Regions from separate parts of the Homo sapiens genome. Here region 1 is linked to region 2. The links are chromatin loops, found by intact Hi-C in ENCODE. Cell type or tissue: heart right ventricle. All regions are shown on one strand. Links, peaks and the distances in the headings refer to the core of each region. The heading gives the core; the rest is flanking DNA.

What was found. A loop is a pair of places that touch in the nucleus more often than their neighbours do. Peaks named below come from ENCODE experiments on the same cell type or tissue, not always from the same donor. Only the 100,000 strongest peaks of a DNase experiment are listed, where the experiment ranks them.
Region 1: it touches region 2 in a loop (4-fold over the local background); 14 of 110 quality-filtered maps call a loop at or near these places.

The regions. Positions count from the first base shown.
Region 1 is chr1:47,703,662-47,719,409 of GRCh38, reverse strand. It overlaps LINC01738 (long intergenic non-protein coding RNA 1738), which reads right to left. Exons shown (of 3, transcript XR_001738040.3): 3 at 15,385-15,748. Among named protein-coding and RNA genes, the nearest start is that of LINC01738, 23 kb to the right of the region's middle. RefSeq lists enhancers at 8,100-8,600, 10,387-11,353 and a silencer at 8,670-8,739. In heart right ventricle, for the core only: CTCF peaks have their summits at 8,735 (motif pointing right) and 9,671; a DNase peak (open chromatin) is centred at 8,719; H3K4me3 peaks cover 2,391 bases; H3K27me3 peaks cover 8,000 bases.
Region 2 is chr1:47,441,307-47,457,054 of GRCh38, reverse strand. No RefSeq gene overlaps it. Among named protein-coding and RNA genes, the nearest start is that of FOXD2, 11 kb to the right of the region's middle. RefSeq lists an enhancer at 10,360-10,860. In heart right ventricle, for the core only: a CTCF peak has its summit at 6,966 (motif pointing left); no DNase peak of the experiment used is centred there; H3K27me3 peaks cover 7,889 bases.

The sequences.
Region 1 (15,748 bases), core at 4,813-12,812, 260 kb before region 2:
AGATAAGTTGGTGAAAGTAAATGGGAAAGACCGAGGTGAGTAAACATGAAAGATTCATTTAGTTATTAATACAAATATTTCTCTCTGTCATTTTTGTCTATTGGCCTCCCTTCTTTTCCAATACAAACATTTATTAGGCATCTACCATGGAACAGGCCTGTGTGGGCTCCACAGATGCAGGGATAGACAATGTTAAGACATTTCTCAACATTCCTTTAGCCCTTACTGTGTGACTGACACTAATCCAAGCATTTTACATGGGTTTTCTCACTTAATACTCATAACAACCTGAAGAAGTAGAAACTTTTATTATTGTTCCATTTTACATGTTAGGAAACAAGAGACAAAGAAATTAAATAACTTAGTCAAACTAACTGAGAAAGTGGTGGAGCCCAGAATCATATGCAGACACTCAAATTTCAGAGCCAAGTGGGGAAAAATCTTCAGCCCTGCGTACCTCACTAGCTGATTGAATCAGGTGTGAGGGGGGGTTAAGTAAGGCAAGGGAGGGCCTTAGATGACATACATAGCATGGTATTTAGCAAAGAGAGAGCTCTTTCTAAATGTGACTATTGTGAACCCTATTTTTATTGTGAAAGTATTACCATGAAAGCAATAATTTTGTTATCCACACTTTCTCTCTTTTCTTTGGTATCTAATGAGCTTTTTTTAAAGGCCCTTAGAGGGTAGCTAAGGCACTGACTAAAGAGGGAACTGAGGCCCAGAAAAGGGCAGGAATCTGCCTCTTCCCAGGCCGCCAAGGCTAGAAGCATCAGTCTACTGGTAAATTTAACACCAGCTCTCTAGAGAAGAGAAAGCCTGATTTGCAGTCTTTGCCAGTTTCTATGGTGTGTTCTCACCATGGCAGATTTCAAACTGAAGTGAGATCACTTGATAGTGCAGTTGAATAGAGGCACTTACGGTCAGCTCTGGCCAGTGGGTGCAAACAAGCTCTGCACACCACGGACCAGAACCTAGGCTTTCTGACAAGCCTGGAGACCTTTACAGGATACCACCAAATCCAACGGCCCCAAGGGTCCATGTAGATGAGGAGTGGGGCTATGAGGATAGGAGGAAAAGGAGAGGGACAAAATGCTGAACCCCGAAGAGCTCTGAAAAGTTCAATAGGTCTTCCTTCTCCACACACTCAAGATTGCTTGTTCTATGCTCTCTCTGATAACTTGTAAAGTTTAGACTTGGGGAGAAGAAAGGGAAATGGCTTGGTTCCTGATACCCTCCTAGATTGAGCAGGATGTGGCAGTATGAGCTCAGTCCTGCCTGCTTTGCAGTTCCTGAAAGAAGAAGCCGTGGCTGGGGTCACCTGCTCCCTGGGTCCAGAAAGGGAGATCAGGTGATTTCATTTCCAGAGTACAGCATGTATTTCTCAATTTAACTTTGGGTCATTTTCACCGCTTATTTCCTTCCTCCTGGTCTCATAGTGTGTCCAGTGACTAATCCAAGACCCAGACTCTGACATAGGCTTAGAGATCTGTGATGTTGGGCACTCTACCAAGTACCCCTCTTCATCAGCATGGCCTCAATTCCACTAGTAGCTCTCCCTCTAGGTCAAGTCAGTGATGTGCTATTAAAATTGTCCGACTATTAATGATGGTAGTGAAAAAAATAACTGCACTTACTCTAACATCTTTAAACTGACTACTTAATATTAGCTTATTGCTATCCCAAACAAGTAAAAGAAACATTTAAGCCCCTACTATGTGTCAGACATGCAATGTGCATTATATTTAATTTTCCAAGCAAACTGACCAGGAAAGTTATCATCCTCATATTTTATTGATGAATAAAGCTCTTCCTAGAAGGGTTATGTAACTTGGCTGAAGTCACATGGCTAGTAGGTGACTGAGCCAGGATTGGAACCCAGGTGTATTTGTGTTCAATACTGTATTCTTTCCCTATTCTGTGATGATTCATCTCTTAGGTTGATTAGGAAAAAAAAAAAATCAAGATAATTCTGAGAGAGTGAACACAGGCTAGGCATATTAGTTTTCTATTGCTATGAAACAAATTACCATAAATTTAGCAACTTATAGCAGTACCTATTTACTATGGTATAATTGTGTAGCCCAGAAATCCGGGTGGGCTTATGTGAGTCTTCTGCCCTGGGTCTCACAGGCTAAAATCAAGGTGTTAGCCATCTGGGGTCTTATGGGAAGGCTCTGGGAAAAATGCCCTTCCAAGCTCAATCAGGATGTTGGCAAAATCCAGTTCTTTGCAGTTGTAGACTGAAGTCCCTGGTTCCTTGCTAGCCATCAGCTCCTTAAGGCCATTCATTTTCCTTCTCACATGGTCCTCTCCATTTTCAAAGCCAGCAATGATGCAGCAAGTTATTCTCATACTTCAAATATCTCCAAGATCTCCTTCTTCTGACTTCCTTTTCTGCTGTTGGCTAAAGAAAGCTTGCTGCTTTTAAGGGCTCATCTGATTCCACTGGGACCACCAGATACTTCAGGATAACTTCCCTATCTTAAGGCCAACTATACCATATAACATAACATCATCACAGGAGCGATGTCTAATCATATTCACAAGTTTCAGGAATCAGGGAAGGGCATCTTTGGGAGCCCATTTTAGAAATTCTGACTACTACAATAGATAAGCTTTGCAGGAGTGGAGGTTCTAGGGGTACTCTCCAGGCAGGTAGGACCGGGAAGGAGAGGGGCTTCCCACTGGAGGTCTTGAACACCTGGAAAGCACTGTGGGGACACTGGGTAGCCAAGGTGAAAGGACGTAAACAAGGAGGCAGGGTCTATAGTGGGGGGGATATCGGAAAGAAGGAGGCAAAAAAGAACAAAGGAAATGCATAAAAAAAAAGAATGCAGCCTTACATCTGTAAAGAAGTTCAAGTTCCCTTTGTTCTCTCACAGGGGCCCCAAAAGATACTCAGTAAATACGTGTGAAATTAAATGGGCTGTGTCACTCAACTCCCATGGAATGGGTTGGGTTGAGATTCATTGGGTAGGTTGGGATTAGGGCTGGGAGAGACTGAGTTGAGATGAGTTGGATGGGTCATATAAGCTGAGGTGCAGATTAAATGGCTTGTTTAAATTAAGGTAATTGACCTAGGCTGAGATGTGATGGATTGCATTGAGTTTAGATGGGCTGAGGTAGAAAGAGGTGAGTCAGGCATAGCTTGGTTGGGGCTGGGTTTGGCTGAGCTAGGCTAATTTGAATCAGGCTGGATTTAACATGCTTGGGTGGGTTGGAATGATTTTAGGATGGGTTGGTTTTTAGCAGGGTTAGACTGAGCTGAGGATATATTTGGTTGGGGATGTATTAGCTTTTAGTTTCAGAGACAGAATCTACTCTGAATAGTTTAAGCAAAAATAAATGTATTAACAGTATTTCATGGCTCACAGAAATATTTGGAGAGCTGAAAACAGATTCTAGGCTTCATCTTCAGGACCAACTCCCAAAGTTAGGCTGCAGAATGGACCACCAAGGCAGCTGCTCCTTTTGCAACCATTAGGAAACCATCTGCCAAGTCAGGAAGCCACCAATTTGGCTTCTGACTCAAGAAACATGCTCACCTGCATGTCCACACTAGCTAAATGCACACTTCAGTGAAAGCATTGACAGGGTTTCTCTCCAGATAAAAAAAAGTACGGTGAGGAAATTATTTGGGCAGGTAACACAAAATTGGAAAAATGTTCCTAATTGTTGAATCTGGGTCATACAGATAGAGGTACATCACACTCTTCTCTCTTCTTTTGCATGAGTTTTTTCTATGGTTATTGTTTTGAAAGGACGGCTCATTCCTTGCCTTTCTGCCCATTCAATACACTTCTGACTTCAAGCCTTGCATGAATGTATGGCATGCGGTAAAACCTACATAACATCTGCATTCTAACTCTAGGGCAGTCTGGGAAATACAGTTTTTAGCTTTTCAGCCCCTATGAGATAAAAAGGCACACTAGAAGGAGAGAGGGAAAGGGGCTGAATGAATCAGTCTACAGTTTCTACCACCATTGAGCTACACAGGTTGGGTTGGGATGAGTTGCAATGGACGAGGTTGCCTGGGTTGGACTAGGCTAGGTTAAGAGAGGTGTTGGATGGGTTGGACTAGGTTATGTTGGAAAGTTTGGGCTATACTTAGGTGAGCAGGACTGAGCTGGGTTAGGCAGCATTGGCAGGAGTTGGATCAGGATAGGTGATTTATGTTGAGAGCCTCAGTGAGGCCAGTGCTTGGGCACTGGTGTCAAGCCCTTTGAGAGCAGTGGAGTGTGAGTGTTTTACTCACTCAGAGCCAGGAAGGGAGGACTTGGAGAATGACATTATTGATGATAGTAGCACCTCTGTCAGTCCACCCTCATTGGGTTTCCTCTCCACTTCCTGGGGCCAGGCTCATGTCCCCTTCACTGAAGCCAGACCTCTCTCCAGGCTTAGGGCATTTCCAATGTTCAGCTCAACCTTTTCTGCCCTCCTTAACATGAAAGCTATTAGAGCAAGAGGCTTGGGACTTAAGTTACAAGCAGAGAAACTTGCAGGATGTGTTGTCTTGGGGCAAAACCAAACCCAAAGTCAGGATATCAGAGCCATATGGTTCCCTCCCTACATTTCTGGTGGGAGGCGTTGTGGATTTTATGGAATTTGGGACCAGTTCCGGAGTCCCACAGGTGCTGTGTTCACTGAGCCAAGGAAAATGGGTGCTGGCAAGCACACATGTTTACATGCAGAGTAATGCATATAAGCACAAAGCTTTCCAGTTTGCAATGCAGTTTCAGTTTACATACATTCTCTCTGAGTAGCTCTGTAAGGCAGGAGTCATTAGGTAACATCCCAAAGAGAGACACTCATGCTCAGAGAGGCTAAGTGCCTTGCCCAAAGTCACACAGCAGGGCTAGGATTTGATTTTTTGGTTGTTGTTTACATAAACATTGTCTCCTTAACTAGCATCCAGCCTCTATGAGGTTTGCAATTTTGCCTCATTGTTCATGGTTGTAGCCCCAGCATTTTGAACAGTTAGGACACATGGTAGGTGCTCAATTACATTTATTCAATGCACATATACGCTTACTAAATAAATGGGGAAAGAAATCCAAATGTCAGAAACCCATGTTCAGAAACACACACACACACACACACACACACAGAGCCCTTGTGACAAGGGCCCCTTGTCCCAAGTCCTTGAAGTCTTATCCCATCTCTGCTCCTTGGGTTTTCCTGGACCTGACACACTGGCTCAGGATCAAGGGAAGAGGCCTCTGCACTCAGACCTCCGAGCATGCCTGACCCAGTCCTGGTATGGTAGGTGCACAACAAACATCACCCCACTCCATCGTCTGCCTTCAGTTAGACTCTTTTTAGAGGCAGAGAATAGAGGAGGTGCCAGACAATTCCATTTGGAAAATGTGCTCGCCCTTCCAAGAGAGGACAGGATAACCAGCCCAGACAGGAGTCTGAGACCATATCTCTCTACTCAGTCAACCAGCCTCCAAGTAGTTACTGCTCAGAACATGGTCTTATTCAGTTTGCACAGACAAGCCTCAGAAGGAGGGGTCATTATACCCATTTTGCACATAAGAAAACTGAGGCTTCTAGAGAAGAAGTAACTGAATTGCCCAAGGCCACAGAGCTAGAGAGTGCAAAGCCGGGATCAGAGTCCACGTCTGTGTGACTCCAAGGTCCATAGGCGTCAATGCCAGACAACTCCCACGCTCCCCCCGAAGGGGCGCATCTCCCCTTCATCCCTGGGCTCTGTGAAGGGCAGAGCCATGTCCCCTCTTCCCTCCATCCTGCCTCTGCTCTCAGTCTGGGTCACCACAGGGTTGGGGGAAGGGGGACATTTCTTGCTGGCTCTGACTGATATTGATGGATGGAGCGACTATTGTAAATGCTACCGTGTTGTGTAATCAGTAGGAAAATGTGACTCTGTCCCCAGAGATGCCAATGGCATTTTGGAGAAAATCCTATCCTTGATTTTCTGGGCCTGTTCAGTTGAAATGTCTGGGTGACAGGGACGAGCTAGGAGCTCTGATCCATGGGGCCTGGGCAGGGCTACTTGCTCTTCCAGCCCCTGCCTGAGACAGGAGGGGTTGGAAAAGTCACACTGTGGGCTCAATCTCAACTCTGTCACTTACTTGTTGTTGTTACTCAACCCCATTTCTTCCACTACGAAATGAGGACAGGAAAAGCACCAGGTCATTATGAGGATAGGTGAAAAGGTGCAGCAAAGCAGCTAGCACTTAGCATAGAGTCTCGTCCACGACTAATGCAAAATAAATATTTGTTGAGTTAGTGAACAAATGAATGAATGAATGAATGAATAAACGAGCAAACAAATGAATGCGCGTGAATGCATGAAGAAGCGTGGGCCAGCAGCAAGAGAATAACATTTGGAGTCAGGAGACCCAAGTTGGATCCATGCCTGTCACCTACTAGCTGAGTGACCTTAGGCAAGTCACTTAACCTTGCTGAGCCTCAGTTAATAATAGCAATAATCCCTGCCTCTCGGGTGGTTGTGAGGATTAAATGAAAGTGCTGGGTGGGACTGCTTTGTTAATGGCAGGGCGCTGTGCAAATGTTAGTTCTAATTATTCTCTACAATTATGACTGCTCCGCGGGAGGTGCGTGTGTGAGCGAGGGTAGGGAAGGCTGTGCATGTGGGGAGGTCTGTGACCAGGCTGTGTGTGCATGTGTATTGTGTGTGGGTGTGTTTGGAGAACTGGGGCCATTAGAAAAACCATCAGCCCTCTAAGTTGTTCTTTCTTTTGCTAAACTCAACCTGCCAGGCTGACATCGGAAGCCGGAATTAGTGGGAAGTCTGGGGGGACGGGATTAGCAGCTGAACTTTCTATTCCTGGAGACCCTCTTTTCTCAGGAGGTCAAAGCAATTTCCATATATTATCCTGCTGGCAGCTTGGGAAGGTCAGGGAAACAGCAAACACATGACGTGCATTCCTCAGATGGAGAAACCAAGGCAGGAAGGGCAGCTACTGTGGCCCCCTGCCGTACTCCTGTTTGAACCACCATCTGAAGGACTTTTCTGCCACCTGGGCCTGGCCTGCCTGGCTGGCAGCGGTTCATTCATTTGAGTGCTTATTGCCATCCCCTTCACCCCTGTTTCCAGCGCTGGGCTGTGAGTGTTCCACCAGAAGGATTAGAGCCAGGACCCTAAGTCCCTGCTGACTAGATGCATGCAACCATCGGAGGGTCTGACTTTGGCTCAGTGTTCACCTTTCACTCCCTGGCCAGGCTGTGGCCCTAACTCCCCTCCAGCAGATCTTCAAGTTCAGTTCTCCTCCAGAAAGTTGGCCTGACTGTCCTATCTGGCAGTTGTAGAAGTCGTTCTCCTCTGAGCCACAGGTGTGAAGGGACCAAGAGGAAGGGGGCTTGGAGGCCCAGCCGCATTGCTTCTGTTGATGCTGAGGGCCAGCCCAGAAATGTTCTGTGAAACTGACCAGAATAAGAGCAGCCCAGACAGAGGTAGTGTGAATGTGGAGCTGGTGAACTGAGAAGCCTCAGAGGAAGTTCTCTGAAGGGTTAGAGCAGTGACTGTCAAAGTGTCATGCATCACCTGGGAACTGCTGATTCTCCTGCCCCACACCAGAACTAATGTGTCGGAACCCTAGGGGAAGGGGCTTAGCAAGTGTTTTAGCAAGGCTTCTAGTTGATTCTGATGCTCCAGCAGTTTGAGAACCACTGGGCTCAAACTGCACCAACTCCCTGCACCTGCAGCCAGGCACCTGTCTCCCCAGCTAGATCTCAGGAAGCCCCACCTTCCCCACACTGGTTTTTGTTGGCTCTGAAGACAGCCCTAGACTCCGGGTCTTGCAGATGGGGAAGGTTACAGCTTTCATCTCGGGGTCTGTGTCCCCACCTGTAAGGAGGAGGAGGCCTCCCAGAACCTGTCCAAGGCCCTGGAGAAAAGTTGCTGAATTGCAGGACTGTGGGCAGCCGGCAACACAGTGCTGGGCTCATGTCCCAGCAGCAGCCCCAACCCTGAGCTCTCGGTTCTCTGGTTAGCCACGGAGGTATGTAATCCTCGGTTTGCCGCCCACCCACCACCAGCTGGAGTAGTCACACCAAATGCCATCCTCCCTGATTAAAGCAGCCATGGCGCTGGTACCCCGCGCTGGACTCAGTGCTCCAGTCGCCTGGCCCTGGTTCGTAATTCACCCCTCCCCCAACAGTCCTAAGAGGCGGGGTCCTCCCGGTTTTACAGATTCAGAACTGAGACCCAAAAATGTTCTGTAGTTTGTCTGAGACCTCACAGCCTGTTCTAGACTAGAATTTGAACCCGAGTCTGTCTGACTCCAAAGCCCTCTTCCTTAAACCTCGGTGAGAGCCAGACCCTAGCCTGGGAGCCGGGTGCACGTGAGGGGGGAAGCAGATCCAGTCTGGGTGCTGGCTCCGCTACTCGCCAGCGAGTGGCCTTGGGCCTGCTTCGGTTGCCCCATCTGTATAGTGGGAATAATAATTATTGCCCTGCTGGCCTTACAGGACTCCTGTAAAAAATCAAGGACGGGGTGGAAGCGAGTGGAAAACTACCGTGGTGTTCAAACGCTGTGACTGGGTGTCCCATGTGCTTTACAGCATACAAAGCGTACGGTATACAAAATGCATCCTCGTGTGGTCTCAGGTCACCCTCTCCGCAGCTAATCGATCCTCGCCTGCGCAATCATTGAGAGAGAGGAGTCAGATGCCGCGTCCAAGTCCAGCAGGACCGCGGGACACGGGTCAGCCCAGCAGCCGCCTGCGCCTCCGGCCACGAACGCAAGAGGGCGCCATGGGCCTGCAGCGAGCCCCGGCTGCCCGACCCGCAGAGCGCAACCTCTCTCGCGCTCCGCTTCGCCCCGCAGCTTCCAGGCTTCGCTCAGGGCCTGGAGGTGCGTGGGGTTCCAGGGGCGTCCGGGAGGGATGGCGGAGAGTTGTGCAGTCTGAACTTGAAATTTGAAGTCAGAAAAACCAGCTGCCTCTTACTGCTGTGTGACCTCTTGTGAGACGTTTGGCCTCTCTGAGCTTCATTTATAATTATAGGAATATAATTATCTGCCGCCACGCCAAGCCAGCCCGCCGCAGGCACCTAGGCCCATAAAAAGAGATGGCTAAGTCTGGCTCTCAGTGCAAACATTCACACGTTAGGATTCATGTAAAGCCCTTTCTCCTGCTCTCCCCGCCCCCACCCCCGTGTACTCAGCATCTGAAGCCCCTCCAGCGAGGTATGAATGGTCTCTGCATTCTCATTTTTTGGGCGCGCAGACTAAGGCTCAGGCTGCTCTTTCTGGGATCATGTGGCTCATCCGGACAGAGACTGGCTGGCCTTCCGGCACCAGCACCAGACTCCGACCCTTCCAGGTCCCGCGGCCTCGGCGCCAGCCGGCATGGCCTGGGAGAGCGGGCCTCGGCGGCGGGGTGCTGGAGAGTCGCTTCCAATCTTCCGCAGACACCGGGTTGCTCCGGAGGCCAAAACAGTCGGAGAAGCCTAGGGGCCAGAATGCTCAGCCCCACCCCGCCCGGTCCCCGCTGAAGGGCAGCGAAGGGCAGCGGGTGTTCGGCCCCCAGTTCTGGGCTCAGCCTCTGGCCCGACTGTAACCCGCCATCCCGAGATTGCCGGGCCGCAACGCGCGCCCGCGTGTGTGGTCGGGGCTCGGTGGCTCTGGGCACTGACGGCGCACCCCGATTCCCGGGTCTCGTGGGTGCTCCTGCGCGCTCTCCCCTAGCGGTCGGCTCGAGCTGCGCCAGCAGAGCCCCTCCACTGCGGTGGGACTGCCAGGGTCAGGCCGGGGGAGGGGCGGCCCCGCGGCCTAGCCCGCGCCCTCTGCCGCGGCTGTTTGCACACATGTAATTAGCGCTAATTATCCCGGGCTTTCAGCTCGCCAGCTCCCGGCTTGAGAGCCGCGCGCCCGGTGTGAGAGCGGCCCGGGAGCAGCTGCCCCTACGCGCGAGCCCTCTCCGCCCGGGCCGGGGACACTGCGGCTCCATCCGAGTCCCCGGGACCTTGCGTCGTGTATCTGTGTGTGCCCGAGTGCCTACACTAGTGCTGGCTCGCGAGCGTCTTTGTGTGTCCGCCGCTGTGTGTTTGAAGATGCCGCCGGGGAAGGTTCGCGGGAAGCCGACGCAGATGGGGAGAGGAGGGGGTCTCAGGATAGCGGTGGTGGGGATGAAATGGTTCTCAGCTGCTAAGGAAGGAAGCTCTAGCGCCCCACTCCCTCCAGTCTGCCGCGAGTCCTGCGTAAACAGGACCCCCCGGGGCCGAGAATCCCGGGATTGCTGCTGTAACCGCCCAGCCCAGGCGTTGTCAAGCCAAACAAGTTTCCCCGGCCCCTGAGCCGTTTCGTCCCTTCTAGAAGGCCCCCGGTGCTGCCACTGCCTGCTTGAACGGGCCACCAGCGCGCCTTCCTTCTACAGGTGGCAGGGCCAGGCTCTGAAAGGTTAGGGCGCTGGCCCCGGGAGCCGCAGCAGGCGGGGGGCGCCACCCCCAGAGCCGGATTCAGGCTCGCTAGAGCTCAGAGGGTCGGCTGGGGCCAGGGAGATCGCCTCCGACTCCCAGGTCCTCTTTTCTCTCTGATCTCAGAACCCCAGCCCTTGCCGACCCGGGTGCTGCGTACTCAGCCCGTTCCCGCCGCGTCCCTCCAGCCCTCTCCCAAGGGCCAGTTCACCCTCCTCCACTCGGAAAGGAACCAGAGAGCCAGGGGGAAGCAAGCTCAGCCCCAGGGGCCTTAGGCGGAGATGGGGGCGTCAGCCTAGGTCCCCGGAGCCGGGTTTCTCAGCACACCCTCCGCCCCTCGCCGCTAGAGCGGCCCCTGGCCTTCCCCTCCCTGGGCACGGCATCCCTTGTCCAGGCTCCTGGGCACGGCATCCCTTGTCCAGGCTCCTGGGCACGGCATCCCTTGTCCAGGCTCCTGGGCACGGCATCCCTTGTCCAGGCTCCTGGGCACGGCATCCCTTGTCCAGGCTCCTGGGCACGGCATCCCTTGTCCAGGCTGCTGGGCACGGCATCCCTTGTCCAGGCTCCTGGGCACAGTCTCTTCCGGCCTGTCTCTCTCTTCCTCTCTGACCTGCTTCCCCGTTTCCCCGGTGTCTCGCTGTGCCTTTGCCTCTGTCTCTGCCTCTCATTTTCTCTGCCTCTCTCTCATCGGATCTTTGCCCGCGAAGCTACCCCCATCCCCCGCCCCCGCAAAGGAACACACACGGGCAGAATCCGCCTTTGCAATAAAAAACGACAACTGGGAAACAGTGAATTAAAAAGCATTAACTTAAAAACAAGCCATGTGTCTGCAAATACGTTCCAAATGACAGCCCTTTGGGAGTAGGGGTGTGTCGGCCACATGTTCTGGAGCCTCAGACGCAAAATGTAGGGGGAGCTCAGTGACTCGCGGTGTACCCCTCCTGCTAGCCACCTGGGACAGCGGGATCTGGGGGGAAGGGAGTCTCCTCTCCACCCTGTCATGGACCCCTACCGGGTCCCCTGGACCCTTTTAGCGTTCTGGCATCTGCTGGTCCCGCCTACTCCCTCCCCACCCCCCCCCCCCCACAAACTTTCCCAACGCTGACCTCAACTCTCCTTTTGCGCCAGCCCTCCCCGTCCCCACCCCACTCACATCGATTCCACCTCCCCCCATCCCAAGTCTTCCACCCCACACCCCTTGTTGCACCAGAGGCCTGCCCTGACCCACCCTCATTCTGCCCTCCTGCCCCTAGACCACCCAGCAGTCCTGGCTCGGAGAAGTGGTTAGAACCAAAGATTTCCTTGACCTGAAGAGACTCCCCAGGGAACTGAAGGCAGAAAGGGTGCTGCCAGCCCCACGACCTGCAGCTGCTGTGTCCTGCCCATGCTAATCAAAGATGGTGTCTCCAAAGGCTGGCCTCTCCCAAGGTTGCACAAGTAGGCTGCTGCCTTTTGAAGCCCCTCACCAAGACAGGACCTCCCTTCAAAGTTTCATCATGCTGCCCCCTCTCCCCGCCCCCACTTATTCCTAACAACCTTCCTTAGCCTTTTTCTCTGGAAACTGGAAGAACTGGAGTACATCCACTAGGCTTAATTACAGAAGATAGGACTGGGTGGGGGCCCAGATTTCTACTTCACCTTCAGTGTCTTCTCAACTGGGAGAGAGATCTTGAGCCCATAAACCAGAGGGAGAAGGAGTTCTGGAGTCTTAGTCTTGCTCTGCTAATCATAATAACTTATGATGATAACAATAATAGTAATATAGTAGCTAACATTTATTGACCACTTACTGTGTGCTCTGTATACATTTACTCACAGAAATCACTAATGGCTCTATGACTTCAAGCAGTAGCTCGTCCTACCTGGACCTCAGTTTCCCTATCTGTAGCAGGAAAGGTGGAACCAGAGGCCCTCCCTATTTAGACAGTGAGTCTGAAACACCTGTAATGGAAACAAAATCTCCTGGACGAGTTGTATTTGTCACTGTTCCTATCTGTTTTAAATGACATAAAGACATCCACCAGGGAAGTTCCAGCTTCAAGTTATTCTGTTCTTGAAACAACAAAACAAGAATGCCATCACTTTAAAAAAAAAATCACGACTGGGAACAGTAGATCAGGCCTGTAATCTTAGCATTTTGGGAGGCCGAGGCTGAAGGATTGCTTGAGCCCAGTAGTTTGAGACCAGCCTGGACAACATGCCAAAACCCCATCTCTACCAAAAAAGATTCAAAAATTAACCAGGTGTGGTGGTGTGGGCCTGTAGTCCCAGCTTTTTGAGAGGCTGAAATGAGAGCATCAGTTGAGCCCAGGAAGCAGAGGTTGCACTAAGCCAAGATTATGCCACTGTACTCCAGCCTGGGCAACAGAGCACGACCCTGTCTCAAAAAAACTAAAATTAGAAAAATTTTTTTAAATCATAACAGTTCTCACCAAATCAAATTATTCTTCACCTTAATAGGGATGAGCCATTTAATTTTATTTTTAATAATAAAAATGTTCTGTTTTCATTACACAAGTGAGCCTTTCAAAATTCACATGGCTACTACCATGTCTCACTTGATGACTTACCAGATTCTGGAGGAACCCAATATGAGTATTTATACAAAGCTCCCTGGTGATTCTGATTTGAGAATTCTGATTCTCATATAATTTCTGAATCCAGTGTCAGATATCTTATACCTATCATTCTTATGTGATCTCGTCTCTGATTCTGAGATTCCAATTGAGAATCACTGATGCTGGTTTCTGAGAATTTTTGTTTCTGTAGATTTAAGCAATTTCTCTGTGTGTGTACCCTTACACATATGTTCCCAGAAGCTGTGAAGGTGCATATGCTACACACATGTGTCTCTGGGGGTGGGTGCCTATGCTTCTGGGCAAATGTGTGTGACTGTGCCTTTGTGTCACGTTTATGTAAATGAGGAAATATTTGTGCTTGTGTGGATGTGTCCTGTGCCTTCATTGATGGGCTTGCCATTTTCTGAAGCCTCCAACAGGGAAGAAGTTTCTCTGGAGGAGGAGCCCATCAGGCCCCTGAAATGCCAGTTGAGCAATCTCTTGGCTCCAGAGCTGACAGAGCTCCTCTCCTGATTGGAGAAGAGGGACAACAGATTTTGAGCATAAACACAGATCTCTGTGCTGAGCATTCTAATTCTGCAAGTCAAGTAGAGAGCCCGTGCAGCTGCCTGCTAATTAGCTACCCTGGGGAAAAAATTGCCTGTGTTGGAGTGGATAATGTGTTTGCCTGTTTCCGCGGGATTCTTGACCAACTGAATGCCCCCACCTCCCTCTACCCTCTCCCGTGGGTCTGTCTCCCTGCACCCCCAGCTTGGAAAGATGGTGCAGCCTGTGCATGCCTCAACTCCAATATGTCGGCTTTTTCAAACAGGCCAATTGCTAAGCAAATGTCATTTGAGCTGGAGCTTGGAAGGCTCTCAATGAGAAAAATGATCCATTTGAATAGATGAAGATGGGTCCCACACTGGATGAAGATGAGCTAATAAAGTTCCCATAATATCAAGGACAGGCTCCATGTCCCCTCCCCAGGCAAACTGCACCCTCAAGGGCAGGGGCTCTGCCACAGCACAGACAAATCCTCAGGTACCTGCAGCTGAGGATCTCAGGCTTGACAGATCCCCAGTCCTAGTGAACCTCTGAGTCCCTCTGCCTGGGTCCCTTTGGCAGTGCTATGGGCTGGTGGGAGCAGGAGACTTGCCATACTGGGCTGAGGGGTAGCTGCCTACTGTAGCCCAAGTCATGCCCTTCCCATGCTTGTATACACACGTGTACACATGCTACACACACCTGTAGTCTGAGCCCTTGGTTTTAACCTCTGGTACACTCTCATGTGTAGAAAGGTCCATACATAGAGGTGTACACAATATCTATAAACCTCCATACCTCCATAAGTAGACAATAACACCTATACAATATACAGGTTCACCAGCTGATAGAGATATGAACTATACAGATATCAGATGTAGATACTGTTATGGACTGAATGTGCTCCCCTAAAATTCACATGTCAAAGCCCTAACCCCCAATGTGATGGTATCTGGGGTTGGGCCCTTGGGAGGTAATTAGGTTTAGATCAAGTCTTGAGGGTGGGACCCTATGATGGGATTAGTGTTTTTATAAGATCTCTCTCTCGCGCGCGCGCGCTCTCTCTCTCTCCCCTCCCACTTGAGGATACAGGGAGAAAGTGGCCACACACAAGCCAGAAAAAGTCCTCACCAGAAACCAAAGTTGCTGGCACCTTGATCTTGGACTTCACAGCCTCCAAAACTATGAGAAATAAATGTCTGTTGTTTAAGCCACTCAGTCTATAGTATTTTGTCATAGCAGCCTGAGCAGACTTAAACAGATATGCACTAGGAATGGTGCTTGCACACATTTGCTCATATTCAGTCACACATCAATGAAAATTATTGCTACACTCCTAGAGACATAGTGGAATGTGTGCGCACTGCTCCCATTACTGCTGCCTCTTATGTATGCAACTCTTACCGTGGCGAGCATTTCACAGACTTCCTCTCACTTTATTCTCAGGACAGCCCCAAGAGGGAGACATTTATTAGCTCCATTTTATAAAACAGGAGGCTAAAATGAATAAGGTGTTCAGGGTTGATTGCACAGCTGCTAAGCGGTAGAGCTGGGATTTGAACTCAGGTCTGCTGACTCCAATGTGCATGCTCCATCGGGATCATAAATAATCCAGCATTCAGAGCTGGGGGAGAGGAACCTCAGTAGGGTCTAAGAGAACAATCCTGGCACTCCAGTGAGGCCAAAGCCTCCATTCCCTAGGGCGCGGGACTTGTTCAGCCTAGCACCTTATGACTCACTTACTGTAATTGGGTACAGCTGTCTCCCAGAGTGTGGCAAGGTCTTCCCAAGTGCAGATTCACAGGCATCTCTGAAACCGTTAAAGAACTGGTTTTCAACTTTTGTTCAAAATAATGACCATGAGAAGAGTAATAATATAAACTGATTTTAATATATGCCCAGCTTAAATGATAAGCTCTGCTCCAGTGTTGATATTTTCTGCCAATACAAAATTATTTTATCCTTAGTACAAAGTTTCTTATCAGATGCATGCTGCTATGTGTTTTTAATTAATAATGAGATCATTTAATGGCCTATTTGCCACTGATTTCTAACTGTAGCACCCACTCCCCCACCCAGGTCCTCTTGTTTGCAGTTAACAGGTGCCAGGGTGTGTTCTGCTTTCTCAGGCCCTGAACTCCCTATATCCAGCTCTTCTGAAACCTCCCGACCCCATCCAGAGCTGCCCTGGGAACATTCTGGACTCTCCATCAACCCTGGGATGCAGAAGGGCCTG
Region 2 (15,748 bases), core at 2,910-10,909:
AATCAAGATTGCCAGGAGGGGCCGTGTGCAGTGGCTCATGCCTGTAATCCCAGCACTTTGGGGGCCAACGTGGGTCAATTGCATGAGCCCAGGAGTTCAAGACCAGCCTGGGCAACATGGTGAATCCCCATCTCTACAAAAAAATACAAAAATTAGCTGGGTGTGGTAGTACATACCTGTGATCTCAGCTACCCGGGAGGCTGAGGTGGTAGGATCACCTGAACCTGAGGAGGTTGAGGCTGCAGTGAGCTATGAATGCACCACTACACTCTAGCCTGGGTGACAGAGTAAGACAGACCCTGTCTCAAGAAAAAAAAGATTGCCACCCAGGAGGGGAGAAGTCACAAGTCACAGGGTGGAAATGACAGTGAGTAGCTCTCCATCAACATGGAGATTCTATTATTATTAATACTCATGTATGCTTATGTGTCCTGCCTAATTCCACAAATAAGTTCATTCCAGATATAAATGTGATCAGGCAGTATTTGAGTATTTGTCTTTCTGTGTCCAGCTTATTTCCCTTAACATAGTATTCTCCAGATTCATCCATGTTGTCGCAAATGACAGGATTTCACTCTTTTTCATGACTGAATAGTATTCCATTCTGTATTTATACCATATTTTCTGTGTACGTGTGTGTGTGTGTGTGTGTGTGTGTGTTTTGAGACAGTCTTACTCTGTTGCCTAGGCTGGAGTGCAGTGGTGTGATCTTGGCTCACTGCAACCTCCACCTCCCAGGTTCAAATGATTCTCGTGCCTCAGTCTCCCAAGTAGTTTGGACTACAGGTGCACGCCACCATGCCTGGCTACTTTTGTATTTTTAGTAGAGAAGGGTTTCACCATGTTGGCCAGGCTGATCTCGAATCCCTGACCTCAGGTGATCTGCCTGCCTCGGCCTCCGAAAGTGCTGGGATTGCAGGCATGAGCCACCGTGCCCAGCCAATACCATATTTTCTTTATCCATTCATTCATTGTTGGACACTTAGATTGATTCCATATCTTGACTATTGTGAATAATGCTGCAATAAACATGGGGATGCAGATATCTCTTCAGCATATTGATTTCATTTCCTTTGGATGTATACCCAGTAGTAGGATTGCTGTATCATATGATAGCTGGATTTTTAATTTTTTGAGGAACCTCCATGCTGTTTTCCGTAATGTTGTACTCCACAAAGGATTTGAGTTGGCTGAGAGGTAAAGATTATTGACAGACTGGCCAGGCGCGATGGATCACACCTATAATCCCAGCACTTTGGGAGGCCAAGGCAGGTGGATGATGAGGTCAGGAGATCGAGACCATCCTGGCTAACATGGTGAAACCCAGTCTCTACTAAAAAAAATACAAAAAATTAGCTAGACATGGTGGTGGGTGCCTGTAGTCCCAGCTACTTGGGAGCCTGAGGCAGAAGAATGGCATGAACCCAGGAGGCGGAGCTTACAGTGAGCCGAGATTGCGCCACTGCACTCCAGCCTGGGGGACAGAGCCAGACTCCGTCTCAAAAAAAAAAAAAAGATTACTGACAGACTCTCTGAAGGACAGATGGATAGACAGAGGAATGAGGACAGAGGCAACAAGAGGGAAAGAGATATCCAGGGAAAGATCATCATTCATTCAGATGTTCAATGCAACATTTATTTAATGAGCACCTATTATGTGTCAGGTACTGTTTAAGTCCTGGTTATGATCAGGGAATTCAGGTGACTTTACCCAGATTAAAGCTATGGCAAATGTGACTTGATTCCTCTACCTTCCACACACACTCATGTGAACCTCTTTCATGCACCCATGTGCTACCATTCTCAAAGAGGATCATTTCTAATGGAATCTGGTGACGAGAATGAGGTGGAGATGGAAAAGCGTTGTCTATGGAGCAGGTCTCCATCTGGGGATCCCACAGCCTGCTGGGAAGGCTGTTCTGAGTAACCTCTCTTCATAGGGTAGTACATGGGGTGTGTAGGAGCCAGAGAGGGGAGAGGTGTACTTGGCTCTTGGCTCTAGGAGCCACTCAGCACAAATCAGAGCCCAGACATCTGTGTGCCACTTGAACTGGACTTACTAGACTTGAAATATCTCTGTCTTCCTCTCTCCTTTTCAAGACATCATGATGTCCTCTGTGTTTGTCAACAAAGCTAATCAGTCTCTCACCTGGATCTTTTTTTTAATCTTTTTTTTTTTTTTTCTTGAGACGGAGTCTCACTCTGTCACCCAGGCTGGAGTGTAGTGGCGTGGTCTTGGCTCACTGCAACCTCCGCCTCCTGGGTTCAAGCGATTCTCCGGCCTCAGCCTCCTAAGTAGCTGGGACTACAGGAGTGTGCCACCACACCCGGCTAATTTTTGTATTTTTAGTAGAGACGGGGTTTCACTATATTGGCCAGGCTGGCCTCAAACTCCTGACACTGTGATCCACCCACCTTGGCCTCCCAAAGTGCTGGGATTACAGGTGTGAGCCACCATGCCCGGCCTATCTGGATCTTTAAAACACTGAATGGGGCCAGGCGCAGTGGCTCACACCGGTAATCTCAGCACTTTGGGAGGCCAAGGCAGGTAGATTACCTAAGGTCAGGAGTTCAAGACCAGCCTGGCCAACATGGCAAAACCCTGTCTCTACTAAAAATACAAAAATTTGCCAGGTGTGGTGACATGCACCTGTGACCTCAGCTACTCAGGAGGCTGAGGCATGAGGATTGCTTGAACTCGGAAGATGAAGGTTCCAGTGAGCTGAGATCGCGCCACTGCACTCCCACTTGGGTGACAGAGCAAGACTCCATCTCAGAAAAAAACAAAACAAAAACAACAACAATAAAAAAAAACACTGAATGGAACAGAAGACTCAAGGAGACTCTACATGGCAGTCAACGTTGTGCAGTCATCAAACCCCATTTCCCTTTCCTCCTGCACATACAGCAAGACTTCAATTCTTACTCTACCTTACAGTTAGGTGGAGCCAAATGACTGGGTTCTGGCCAAGGAATGTGGTCAGAAGTGACACTTGCCACCTGCACCAATTTTTTTTTTTTTTGAGACAGAGTTTCACTCTTGTTGTCCAGGCTGGAGTGCAATGGTGCAATCTCAGCTCACTGAAACCTCCACCTCCCAGGTTCAAGCAATTCTCCTGTCTCAGCCTCCCGAATAGCTGGAATTACAGGTGCATGCCACCATACCTGGCTAATTTTTGTATTTTTAGTAGGGACAGGGTTTCATCATATTGGCCAGGCTGGCCTCGAACTCCTGACCTCAGGCGATCTGCCCGCCTCAGCCTCCCAAAGTACTCGGATTATAGGCATGAGCCATCACGCCTGGCCATCACAAAAGTTTTAAACGATTTTGATAATTTAATCTCAATATAATTGGCTTATTTCATAGTCCTGTAAATTTGATTTCATGCATTAAAAAATATTTATTTTTAGGTATCCATAAGCTGATCATTAATCTACCTAAGGGGGTCCATGGTACAAAAAATAATAATAATAATAAGAGCGCTTCCCCTACAGAATGATGGAACCCCTAGATGGAAGGCCATTTGGTCTCTGAGTGACTATGTAGAACAAAGCTTCCCCCCATCTCACTACCACCACCAGTGATCCAATATTTAGACTACGAGATGAGTGAAAAATAACCTTTATTTGTTCAACAACTGAGAACTTGAGGACCATTTATAATGCAGAGGGATTCTATTATGTGACTACAGGAAGAGTACAGGGAAGACCTCTCAGCTTAAATTAACTTTGAACTCACTCAGCTCTCCCAAATGCCCTCGCTCATAAAGGATGAAATGCCCTAGATGTCTTCCCCTCACACCCAACCTTCTATGGTCCAAATTCTCCCCAACTTTCAAGGCCCAATTCAAATGCCACTTCCTCCAGGAAGTCTCCTGTGCCTGTTCTCCACTCACAAAATGTATCGCCCCTGAATTGAAGCACCAAGAGCTATTAACTTCAGACTATGAGCTTTCCCAGGGAAGAAAGTTGCATAAATTCCCTTCCTGTCCCCAAACCTACACCCCACACCCACAGTGGGCCTCTTCCAGGGATACCCAGCCATAGTAGGATCAGTAAATGTTGCATGGGAGGCAAGAGGGTAGTCAGAAAATGGTTTGATTCAGCTCTATCCCCCAACGGCCTGGCCCAGGTCCCCACAGATTATGTGTGTTTAAGGAGAATGTATGATACAAGTGGGGCTGGGGAAGTACTAGTGTTTTCCCACATTAGGGCCTCAATCTCCCTTCTCTAAAACTACCTCCACCCAAGCTGGATTTTCAACCAATGTATATCATCCTCCAAGTCTTTGTAGTTTTGGTAGCCAGACAAGGCCAGAAGTCATGAAGGGGTTAAAAGAAACATGGGTCCTCTCCAACCCTGGAGAATGATACCTCCTCAGGGGTCCCAGGCAGAGTCAGCCTCTTTGTCCCACACCCTTGAAAGCCACTCCCTCTGCTCAACCCCTCCCTTCTTCTCCCGCCTCTGCCCTATCCCCAACAAGCACTTGGAGCCTCTGTCCTTGGGCTGGGAGCACTCATCTTCTCTGTGCAGCTCTAGAGAGCTGGGGCCTGCTCCCTGGACAGCTGCTGCACCATGGGAGTGCAGGGATGGTGGGGAGACAGCTCTCTAGCCCCCTCCCTCAAGGTATGACTCCTCCAGTCCAAGCTCCTTTTGTCTTGAGAACGGAGGTGCCCTGAGCTTGAGTACAGGCTGCCTCTCTCCCTTTGGGTTATCTTGCAACACTGGGGCTCAGGGGCCCCCAGCCACTGCTGTCCTGGACACTGTTCCCCCACTCCCCCTTCCCCACCACACCAGGCACCAGAGATCATTATTGCTCTATGAAGGGACATATTTCTGAATCACATTAACTCCACTTGTCTTTGGGCAATGCAACACATTTTTGGGGCCCTTCTACACATGCAGTTGATTCATTCTTTCATGTTCCAGGCCTTGTGCTGTGTACTGGAAAAGATGAGGGAGGGGGAACAGCAAGCAGAAAATAATACATCACAGTAAGTTCTTTAAAAGTATGAAAAGTCTTAGGATTGGGAGGCTGATGTGTGAGGATTGCTTGAGCCCAGGTGTTTGAAACCATCTTGGGCAACATAAGGAGACCCCCATTTCTACAAATAAATAATTAGCCATGCGTGGTGGCTAGCCTGTAGTCCTGGCTACTCAGGAGGCTGAGATGGGAGGACCGCTTGAGCCCGAGAAATCAAGGCTGTAGTGAGCCATAATCATGCCACTGCACTCTAGCCTGGGTGACACAGCAAGACCCGGTCTCCAAAAAAAGAAAAAAAAAAAATTCTGTGGGAGTGGGGAGATGCTAGTGAAGGCTTGGTGGGGGAGGTGACCCTGAGTAGGGAGTGAACCAGGTAGAAAGTGGAAGAAGGAACAATCAGATAATCAGACCCATGAACCACAGAATCACTCTGGCTGTTGGGCTCATTAAAGAGTAGTCTCCTAGAATTATTCTTTTAATCAATGACTATTTATTGCACCAGACAGCATGCTGGATAGAGATCTCAGTGTGACTGTGGCCTTCAGTGAAAAAGAAAGAGAGGGGGAGAGAGAGAGAGATCTCAGAACTGAAGCCATCTCATATCCCAAAGCCAGCCTGACTTCCACATCGTGTTCTTGAGGGGCAGACTGCCTCTTCCAAATCCAAGGACCTGGGGAGAGGAAGTTGCTCTGGGTGCTGGAATGAAGGGTGAATCCCTTCTGGTGACATTGGAGGAGGGCTGCTCAAATGGAAATCTGTGATGGATGATGACACACTGGGAGGGGCTCCTGGCTCCCTATAGCTGCCATGACCAGCAAGTCCAGCGGCCAGAGGTCTGTTGACTGAAATCGGAGTCAAACAGGATCAAGTATGGGGTGATGAGTTCTCCCCACAGCAGGCTCCAGAGCTGGGGAGGAATCCCCACCCCATGACATCCTTCAGCTATTCTCTCTCAAGGCCGTCGGCATTCTTCCCTCTGCGCCCATATTACAGCTTTAATTCCACATGCATTTGTGTTTCTTTCTGTCCTCCACTAGATTGTCACCATCCTGAGGACAGGAACCACATCGGTTTTGTTCACCACTGTATCCCCAGTGCAGAGGAGAGGACCAGGCACAAAGTGAGTAATAAAAGAATGGTGAAATGAATTGAGACTGACAAGGACATTCCAGCAGATGAGGGCAGTCTGGTGATAAGTTCATTTCATTTTACAGAGAGGGAGAGTAGGCCCAGGAAGATGGAGTGGTGCAAAAATAAAGCCGCCTACATATGTGGAGAGGGTGTGGGGGTGGCAAGGCCGGGCTCTGGGGTCAGGAGCACAGACAACAGAAAAGTACTCACAGTCCTGGCCCCCAAGATGCCCCAGCCTCCATAAAATCAGTTCCCTCCCCACAACTCAGCCACCTCCTCCTTGAGGTTGTGAACTCCTCCTCCCAGAGGTGCAGGGTGTGCCCAGCCACGGCAGGCTTCTCTCCAACCAGGTGTCCCAGAACTGCCCCCAAAGGGCTACGGGGAGAGGAATAAAGCAGCTACCAGTTTGGGGGTGGAATAGGGCATCCCTGCTGCGGCGCAAGAGCTACAGGGACCATAACAAGGACTGCAAGCCTTAGCACCTAATCTATGCAGGATAAGCCTTAAGAGGGAGCGCACAAAGCCAATCTTGGTAGCGCAAGCACATCCCGGTTAGCACAGGATCTGCCTCTGTCAGTTTAAGGTCATCTCTGTTAGCACAGGGTCAGACCCACTCAAAGCAGGGTCACCCCCGGTGGTATAGGGTCATCCCTTTTTAGCGCTGGGTCGTCCCGCATAGGAGCAAGATCGTCCTAGTTTGGAGAGTCAGCCTCTAACGGAGGGTCAGCGCAGAGCGGGGCGGGGTGGCCGGGTGAGCGGAGCGTAGGGTAGTCTCTGCCAGCCAGGGTGAATCCTGGTCAGCGGAGGGTAAGCTCCCGGTACTTTGGGGCCAGCGGCGCCCCCAAGTGGCTGGGCCCGTCCTGCGCTCAGGATCCGGTGTCAGGGAGGCTTTCAGGAATCTCGGTCCGGAGCCCTCCACCCTGGCTTCGCTCACTCGAACTGGGAGTCTCGCCAACTCAGTCCCGGGCCTCGCTCTTCAGAAATTGCTTCTGCTTCTGAATATTCTTTGTACGCATGTTTGAGACTTTTTCTGTTCACAGGATGCAATTTGGGTGCGCGATTGCATCTGAGACCCAGAATCCGAGATGTAGGCAGAGAGGAGAACTTCGACTGGAAAACTGGAGCCCCAGCTCCAGGGTAAGCGGCAACAGAGCCCGCCCCTCCCCATTCCCTTCGCGTCTCCATCCTCAGACACTCACTCGGCGGACTTGTCTCTGAGAGCTCTGGTCCCGGCCCCCAGTCTTCGAGTACTTCCAGCTACAACCCCACAAAAGCAAGTTCTTTAGTTTGGCCTGGGCGGGGACTTTTAGGGAGGGAGCCAAGCCACAGCCCCCTCCCCACTCAGGCTTTGGGAACGTTCTGACCCACTCCCCCACATTGATAGGTTACAGCCCTCCAGCTCCTGTGGGGTGCCCTGCCTCTCCCCACTACCCAGCCCTCATCCGGGCAAGGCTTCCCGGAAAGAAGGCTGGGTGGCTCAGGGTGAACAGAGAGGAGTAAAAAGGAGCTGGGTTAGAGGCTCCCTTTTCCATTTTGTGCCACCCTATCTCAGTGCCCCGGGAGACACAATGGGATGGGCTGAGCTCTGCCAGCTTCAGGCAGCGACTCACCTTCAACCTCATCCACATTCCCCCTTCTCCCCAAAGGAGGTACATTTATGCAAACCGGCAACCAAAACATACACAGAGATTTGGCCACCCCTCCATGGCCCTGCCAGGGAAGGAAAAAGCCCTGGGTCCCACGTGGAAGCCTCTTAGATCCAGAAAGGAAGTGAGCCAAGCTCCCAGTAAGTAGGCAGCTATGGTAGAAGTCCTGAGGCTGCTCCTGAGATGTCTCCAAAGTCCAGCACTGTCCCATCCAGCACCCTTGCTGCAGAGCGACAGCTGAGGGAGGGGCATGAGCTGTTCAGTAGACTAGAGGGAGGAGCTGGGAAGCAGCCACTGACCACAGACCCAGGAGGTGAGTCCAGGCTAACTTTCCCCAGCTCCATTTCTGAGACAGAGAAATGGAGGCCCAGTGGGGATAGGGGGAGTACTTGCCAAAGGACACAGAGAGTCAGCACCCCAGCAAGAATCAGGAATCTTCTCACCTCCTCCCCTTCTCTACTCCCAATATTAGATAAGTATCTTCAGGGTAGGTGCTAAGGTAAAGATCCAGGAGGAGTGGAAAGAGGCACCAAAAAGCCCTGGTAGCTTCCAGAGGTAAGTGTAATTCAGAATTCCTAATGCTACACTTGAGCCTACACACGCACACACATACACACACACACACACACACACACACACACACCCCAAAGCCCTGAAGCTTGGTCAGCATATCTGACCAAGGAAGGAACGGCTCCAACCAAAGCTGCCTGGGACCTGAGTGGCCCAGATTTTCTTTGTTTATTCTTCACTTTATAAAAGGCCTAGAGTCAGGTGGGGTGAGGGAAGCAAGGCTTGGAGCACTCCAGTGGGCCAACTGACAGATAGATTCTCCAACAGACTCACGAAAGCAAAAGAGGCAGGGAAGCCACCACACTGGAAGATCCGAAAACTAGAGACATTCACTGGCAAACTCTGACCATTCCCCTACCCCTTCCTCTCCTCCAAGGGGGTCACTGGCGCTGGACCTTCTGCTCTGCCTAGGGCTAGGAGGAGAATTCGGCCACCTCTCCCAGCCCAGGAACCCTGGGGAAAGTGGAGTGCCAGACGCTCTTGCTAACCTACACTTCTCCCTAAAGCCACGAGCACCTCTCTCACCTAAAGGTGATCTATTCCATGCCTGATTTATCTGGATAATTGTCTGCTATCCTTCACCTTGATCTTGACCTTACTCCTATCCTGCCTTTAGGAAGGAAGGGGCATTCAGAAGCATTGACAGCCCAGGTGACATTTGAGATTTCCCTAGAGACAAGAGGAGATGCTAAGTTTTTAGTTTCCTCAAAATAGCTATACCTTAATGAAAACAAAATTGCAGCAAGGTAGGAGAAACAAGTTCTAGTGTTCCATAGCACTGTAGGGTAGATATAGTTAACAATAATTTATTATATATCTTCAAAAACCTAGAAGAGGATTTCTAACGTTCACAACAAAAAGAAATGATAAGTGTTTGAGGTGAGAGTTATGCTAATTACCCTTATTTGATTGTTACATATTGTATGCATGTATCAAATATCATTCTGCATCCCACAAATATGGGATTTACATACAATTAAATCCCATATTTGTGGGGTTGTAATAATTGTAGTAAATTATTTACTACAATTATTATGCATCAACTAAAAATAAAAGGAAAAGATCTGGACCAGTGTCTATAGTCTATGTTATTTGTCTATGTTAATTATCTATGTTAATTGTCTATGTTAGTGCATAGATGCTGCAGGGTCCAACTTTATATCTAGGATCCTGCTGAGCAACTCTGGGCAAATGCCACCGCTCACCCCCTCTAGACCAGTTTCCCATACAATGTTAGCCTTGGAGACCCTGCAAGCTCTGGCATTTCAGGCTCTACAGCCTGCACCTGCCTCCTTGATGTAAGCCAGTTTTCTGGCAATGGAAGAGAAGACTCCACAGTCACCTAGGACCAGTAGCCAAGACCCTCTGTGTGGTCTAGAGGGGAGGGGGCTAGCAGCACCAGGCCAGAGAACAGGTCCAAGGCCACACAATGGAGCCTCTCAGCTGCTCTGCAATAACCTGGATCCTGACCCCCAGGCAGGCTGCAGGGGCTGGACATAGCGGGAAAGGTAAGAGGTAAGAATCTTGGGAGGAGGGCTGACTGCTCCACTGCTGCCCTCACTGCACTCCATTAGCACCTTCACTTTGTGCTCCATGTTCCCATCCTTGTCTGCAGTAGGGAAGGAAATTGGAAGAAGGATACGTCCTAATTTTTGTTAAGGAACAGAGGAATAGGCTGGGAACTCAGGCAGGGACTCATTCCTAACCCTTCCACTCCAATCCTCTTCACTCACATTTCTCCAGCCTCTGCCCAAGACAGCCAGGGAGACTTACTGTACTCACAGACTCACACTGATACATCACAAGTATACCTTAGCACACACATAGTCATTCATCAATCTTCACCCCTAAGCACATTCTCCTGCACACACTGATGCATATCCATACCCTCTCACACACAAGCATAAACACAGTCACAGTCCCCAAACACCCAGAAGGCACACATCTATGGGCTGTGATACCTGCAGCCATCATGATAAAGTGAAAAGCTACAAACTTAACCCTTAAAACACCAAAGTTCTTTTTTTTTTTTTTTACTTCAAATATGGTGATAGTCGATCGTTATATCTTTCTTTGTTTTCTCAACTACCAAGTTAGATTGCTTGTAATGATGCCAGGCAGAAGTTCACTGCTTGTACCTCCAGGACAATGCCCAGCACACAGTAGGTGCTCACTAAATATTTAAGGAAGGAAAGAAGGAGCCAGACAGGAAAAAGATCTCCAGAGTTGGGGACAAATTAACTCGCCTGTGTTTGAGCATTATCAGGTAACTCCTCAAACAGGAAAACTGTTCTTGGTCACACACTGAGCCCTGACGCTGGGCTTACACATTTTAGATGGTCAGCAGATGGACCAAGGTGAGGGGTGCTCAGATCAGGGGCCGGAGAGGTCGTGTGGCTCATCGGAATCCGGAACCCGCTTCGTAGTTTGTCTGCCCTCGCATTGCAAGACCCACGGGCTTCCAAACAGACACTAGGAACGATCCTCAGTCCTTGCAGATCTTCGATCTGCGATCCTCCTGCCTGCCTTCGGGCTCTGCAGACCATAGCTGGCTGGGGCAGCCGGCACCCAGTGAACTGGGACCAAAGCTGGCCTTAGGATACATATCCTCATACCGTTCGGGTCCAGGGCTCATCTTCCCAGCTGCACAAACTATCTGCTGTGTGACCCCCGCCAGGTAGGTTCCACTCCAAAGTGGAAAGTAGAGCCGTGCTGTCCTCAGAACCCCCAAGCTCCTGCAGTCTGGGTCGAAGGCTAATTCACGCAATAGCCTCACTAGTTGCCCTCTTTGACTATGATGACTGTTGAGGAGGCGAGACCTATCTCAAAAAGATGTATAGGCAACTCAAAGTTGAGACAGGAACCCAAAAGGCCCAGAAGGGGCGTCGGGGAAGGAAGGCGTGGGCCGGGGTGGGGGTGGGGAGGTGGATTCCTCACACTCAACCCGAACCCAGCACATTTGCATCTGAACGGGATGGGGCATCTAAGCCCAGGAGTCCGAACTGCACAGACACCTGCTGGGGGAGGGGGTCGCGAATCGAGGGTCCTCTGTAAGCACCGGTGAGTTAATGTGAACAATAAAGTCCACTCCTGTACCCTCGGCCCTTACCCCACCCTCCGCCACCACACACACACCGGCAGTGTCTACACAGATAACTCGAAATGCACTTTTCAGGTCTGCAGTGATTTTTAGGAATCAAAAGGACGGATTTGAATTTTTTGTTCCCCCAATGATTCGCCCTTTCCAGAACTAAGATCCATGCAACTGCAATTCCAAAGATCCTTCTGCCTGCGTAGACAGAAATGCCCCAGAGATGAAAGCAGCCTGAGGCAACTTTCCAACACCTAGAGAACTGAGCACAGATCTCCAATGCCCGGGCTTCCCGCGGTGAAACGCGCGGAACCCCTGTAGCGGCATCGGAGCGCATCCTTCCCAGCCGAGCGCACTTGCGGGGTCTGATGAAAACCCCTCGGAAGCCGCGTATCTCTTAAATAACCCAGCAGGGAGTGGAGTGGCAGTAAAGCCTGGGACTCGGTTACCGACTCCGGGACGACGAAATTTCGGCGAGGAGGCTAGCGTGCCGGGAGGAAGGCACCGGGTAGAGACCCCTGCTGCAGGAGAAATGCAAAGTCGCGGACAGCGAGCGACTTCCGCTCAGAGTCCGCGTGGAGCGAAAAGACAGCGCTCCGCAGGGACCCAGGACTCGAGGCTGAGAGCAGAGGGAGCGCCAGAAACAACCCAGAAGGTGACGGTGCGGAGTGCAGCACCGGGGCGCTGCGGAGGAAACCGCCTTCCTTCCCCACTAGTCCAGCAGTCCGAAGCCTCCAGGCCTCCGGAGCGGCCTCAGCCTCGAGCGGCAGCTCTCGCTCCGCTACGGAAGGAGGCGGTGCCCGCTCCGCCCTGCGCCGCGCCGCGCCCACTAGCCCGCGGAAAAATCCGTTCCCGAAACTAGAGCTGGAAACCTCTGTCCTGTCTACAGGTTCTCTGCTGGTACGTGTCTGCGCCGACCTTAAAGAACAGAGTAATTCCGCTCCAAAAAACCCAATCAACATTTGTTTTGCTCACAAACGCTTTAGGAGGATGAGTTATCCTGCCCGACCACTGCCCATCTTTAGTTTTCTTTCAACGTTTCTCCAGAGCGCCAAACCTCAGAGCGTCAGCCACAGAGACAAATGTGGGCTGGATGTCATCTTCCTGGTTGGCCCTCCTGAACGCCTCCCCAGGCCCCAGCCTACACAACATTTTGACGCGCGTATCGGAATTAAGTTAGGCGCAAACCCAAACTGGCCCCGCTTTTCTTTGGCTTGATGCATAGTGTTCGAAATAAACTCCGAATTCGGTCCGTAAAGACTCTAGGCGAGCTGCCTCCTCCCAACTTCTCCTAAGCACGAAACCTTACGAGGCACGCTCCACACACAAAATCTTTTCTCCCTTTCTCTTACAAGGTCCTTCGTTTAAACAGCGTCGGCGCCTTTATTCGCCTGACCCTGTGCGCAGGAAAACCCGCCTGGTCGGTCATTGTCTGGTCCGCGACTGCCCCCGCCCCCGCCCCAATCAGTGTCACAAAACGCCCCTTTCAACAGATTCCAAACCCTCTTCACCCGGGCTCACCGAGCCTTCAACTTCATTAAGTGCGCGCTGCGGCGGCGCTGGAGGAGGCGAAGTTTAAATAAACCGGAGCGGAGAGGGAGGAGGGGTGGGCCTGGGGAGGGTTGCTAGTTGAAGGGGGGAGAAAGAAGTGTTTTTGAAAAGGGGAAAAAAGTCATCAGGGAAAAAGCGCTTTGTAACCACGAAGACGCGCCCGCTGTGGCAAGAGCAAATTGGATATGGAGGGGAAGTGTCCGCCCCCACCTCAACTCCGGCTCCTGGGTGGTCCGAGGAGCCCCAGGAGAAAGAAAGAAAGATGGGGAGGAATAAGCGGTGAAAAGAATTAACCGCTTTAATTGGGCTGCAAGAGAGAAGTGCGGAGAGTCTCACCGATGTGCTTCGATCACCCAAACCAAATACCCTTCAATAAAATAAAATGTCTGCTCTTAGCGGCGGCTGAAAAACGTACGTCAAAGTTTCAGAATCAAGGCTGTTCTTCACAGCCCTAGAGAGTAAATCTACAAGATGAGGGAAATTCGCCCGGAAAGACCCCCTCCCCTTCCTTGTGGCCTCGGGCCTCCCGGCGCTGGATGAAAAGGAATGAAATTGAACGAAATTGAACGAAATGAAGTGAAATTGACCAGTGAAATTCGCCAATTTTCTTTCCCTTTAAACTGCCCGCTCTCAGCAGCACTCTCTGAACCCCAGGCCGATTTCCTACCTTCTTTTTTTTCTCACCTTAGAGAGATGAAGGTATGCCCTGAATATTTTCTTATTATTGTCACTGATTGTTGGGGCCTGCAGGGCAGCAGAACCTCAGTTCCCTCCACCCAAGCACAGACGGAACCTACAGGAGCCCCTCCAGATGGGATAGCCTGTTTCTCCTCCCAGGATGCCTAGTGAGCCTCCTTAAACTGAACACCCACCCTATGCACCCATAGTTTGGGAGGAGTCACCCATTAGGCCCTTCCAGTCAGGAGGAATTAAAAAACATCCAGGAGGATTCTACCATACAAATCCTGAAACTCCCTCATCCTTTGCCTTGAAGTCCAGATCCCAAATGGGCCCTTCCCAGCTCCTAACAGGTTCCCCACAAAGACAACCTAAAGGAGCCCCAAACTCTAAATACCCTCCCTTCTTCTCTGCCTTCAGCATCTGGAGCCTTGGGAGCTCCCGCAGCAATTCCCTTTCTGGGTATTTTTCAAGGCCAGCTGGGCATCAGTGGCTTCTCTCTGACTCCCGGTCCTCAGACCGCAATCTTCTCTGGCTCAGGTCTACCCTTCTTGGCCCACTGAGAAACTGGGGTCTGAGTCATGGGTCTGGAGCTCCAAGATCCCTAGAAGCCCCTATAAGGGTACATCTCGCTCTTGTTCCCCAGCCCTCTTTTTTCTACCTTTTCCTGATATGGATCCTCCAACACACAGACACCAAGCAATATGCTCAGATAAATTCACACACACACACACACACACACACACACACACACACACACACACACAAGGGTCTGCTGCTTCTCCTATAAATAGCAGTTGTGGAAGTATCTCATCCAACTATCCACCATCAGACATAATTCTTGCTGACTTAATTTTCTCCTCTAAAGAGGAAAAACCAATTAATAAATCTTTTACGTAAACCTCCGATCTAATATCTGGGAGTGACATATTCATTGTAAATGAGATCACATAGCTACAAAGTGCTTTACTGACAGCGCACACACACACACACACACACACACACACACATGCTCACTTGTGTGGGTGCATGTTCCTTCAGTCACAGTCACCCTTCCTCAAGTGAAAATAAACAAAATTAAACTCAGAGACATTTAAGTAGACGAAGCAACCAGCCAGAGACCTTCATCCCAGTATCAGCAGAGGTTTCTCCCTTTATACCATCCAACCTAACCTTACTTTGCCTGGACCATTTGATAAAATGGTGGGAAGGTGGCCCACTCCGTTTGACCTCCCTCCACTTCCACAGTCTCTCAACAAGGAGAGGGTTGCCTTGCCTCTGGCAGAGGGACTGCGTGTACTCTTTGCACCTTGAGCCTCATCTCTTCTCCACTGGTGAAGGCGATGAGAGACTTGGGAACCCCAAACAACCCTTCCCCAGCTCTGGTGTGTTCTTCCCACCCTAATCCTGATTTTGACACCCTTTCTACAGTGGTCTCAGTCCTCCACCTCTTCCTTCTTTTCTACTATTGCCAGCTGCAGGGATCCTAGCTGAAGAGGCCTGTGTGGCTCACCTCTCTCAAGTTCCCTGCATCTGGGTCTCTGACCGTGTCTTCTTCCTTCTCTGTCTGTCACTTCATCTCCCAACCCTTGCCCTCAACATGTGTCTGTTTTCTGTGAAGTCTACACTGCCTCTTCTTGCACCTCTGTTTCTCCTCTCCTATAATCTCACTGGAATATATAGAGAAAAGAGCTAAGCAATCATCTCTGCTTCACCCAAAGATCACCTCTCACTCAACACACTGGCAAGTCTGGCCACTGGGAGTCCCAGGCATAGGCAGAGAGCTGGGAGACTCAATGGGTTTATGGAAGACTCCAACCAGACCAATGGATTTGTACTCAGGCAGTAGCTTCCAGCTATGAGTCTTGCTCACGGGATGGGAAGTTTTACCTTGAGTGTTACTCCACTGACTCTTTCATTCAGCTCATAGTGCCCCTCTAACCCTCTTGGGCTGGAGGAAAGAAAGGTTTCACAGTCCCCAGTCCAAGCCTTTTACTCTGTTACATGTGTTAGGGGGTGGCGGGGGGGGGAGAGGGGATTCCAGACAAGGCCCTAAAGCCGCCAGGGAGAAACCTGTCTCCTCTCAGAGACAGAAAG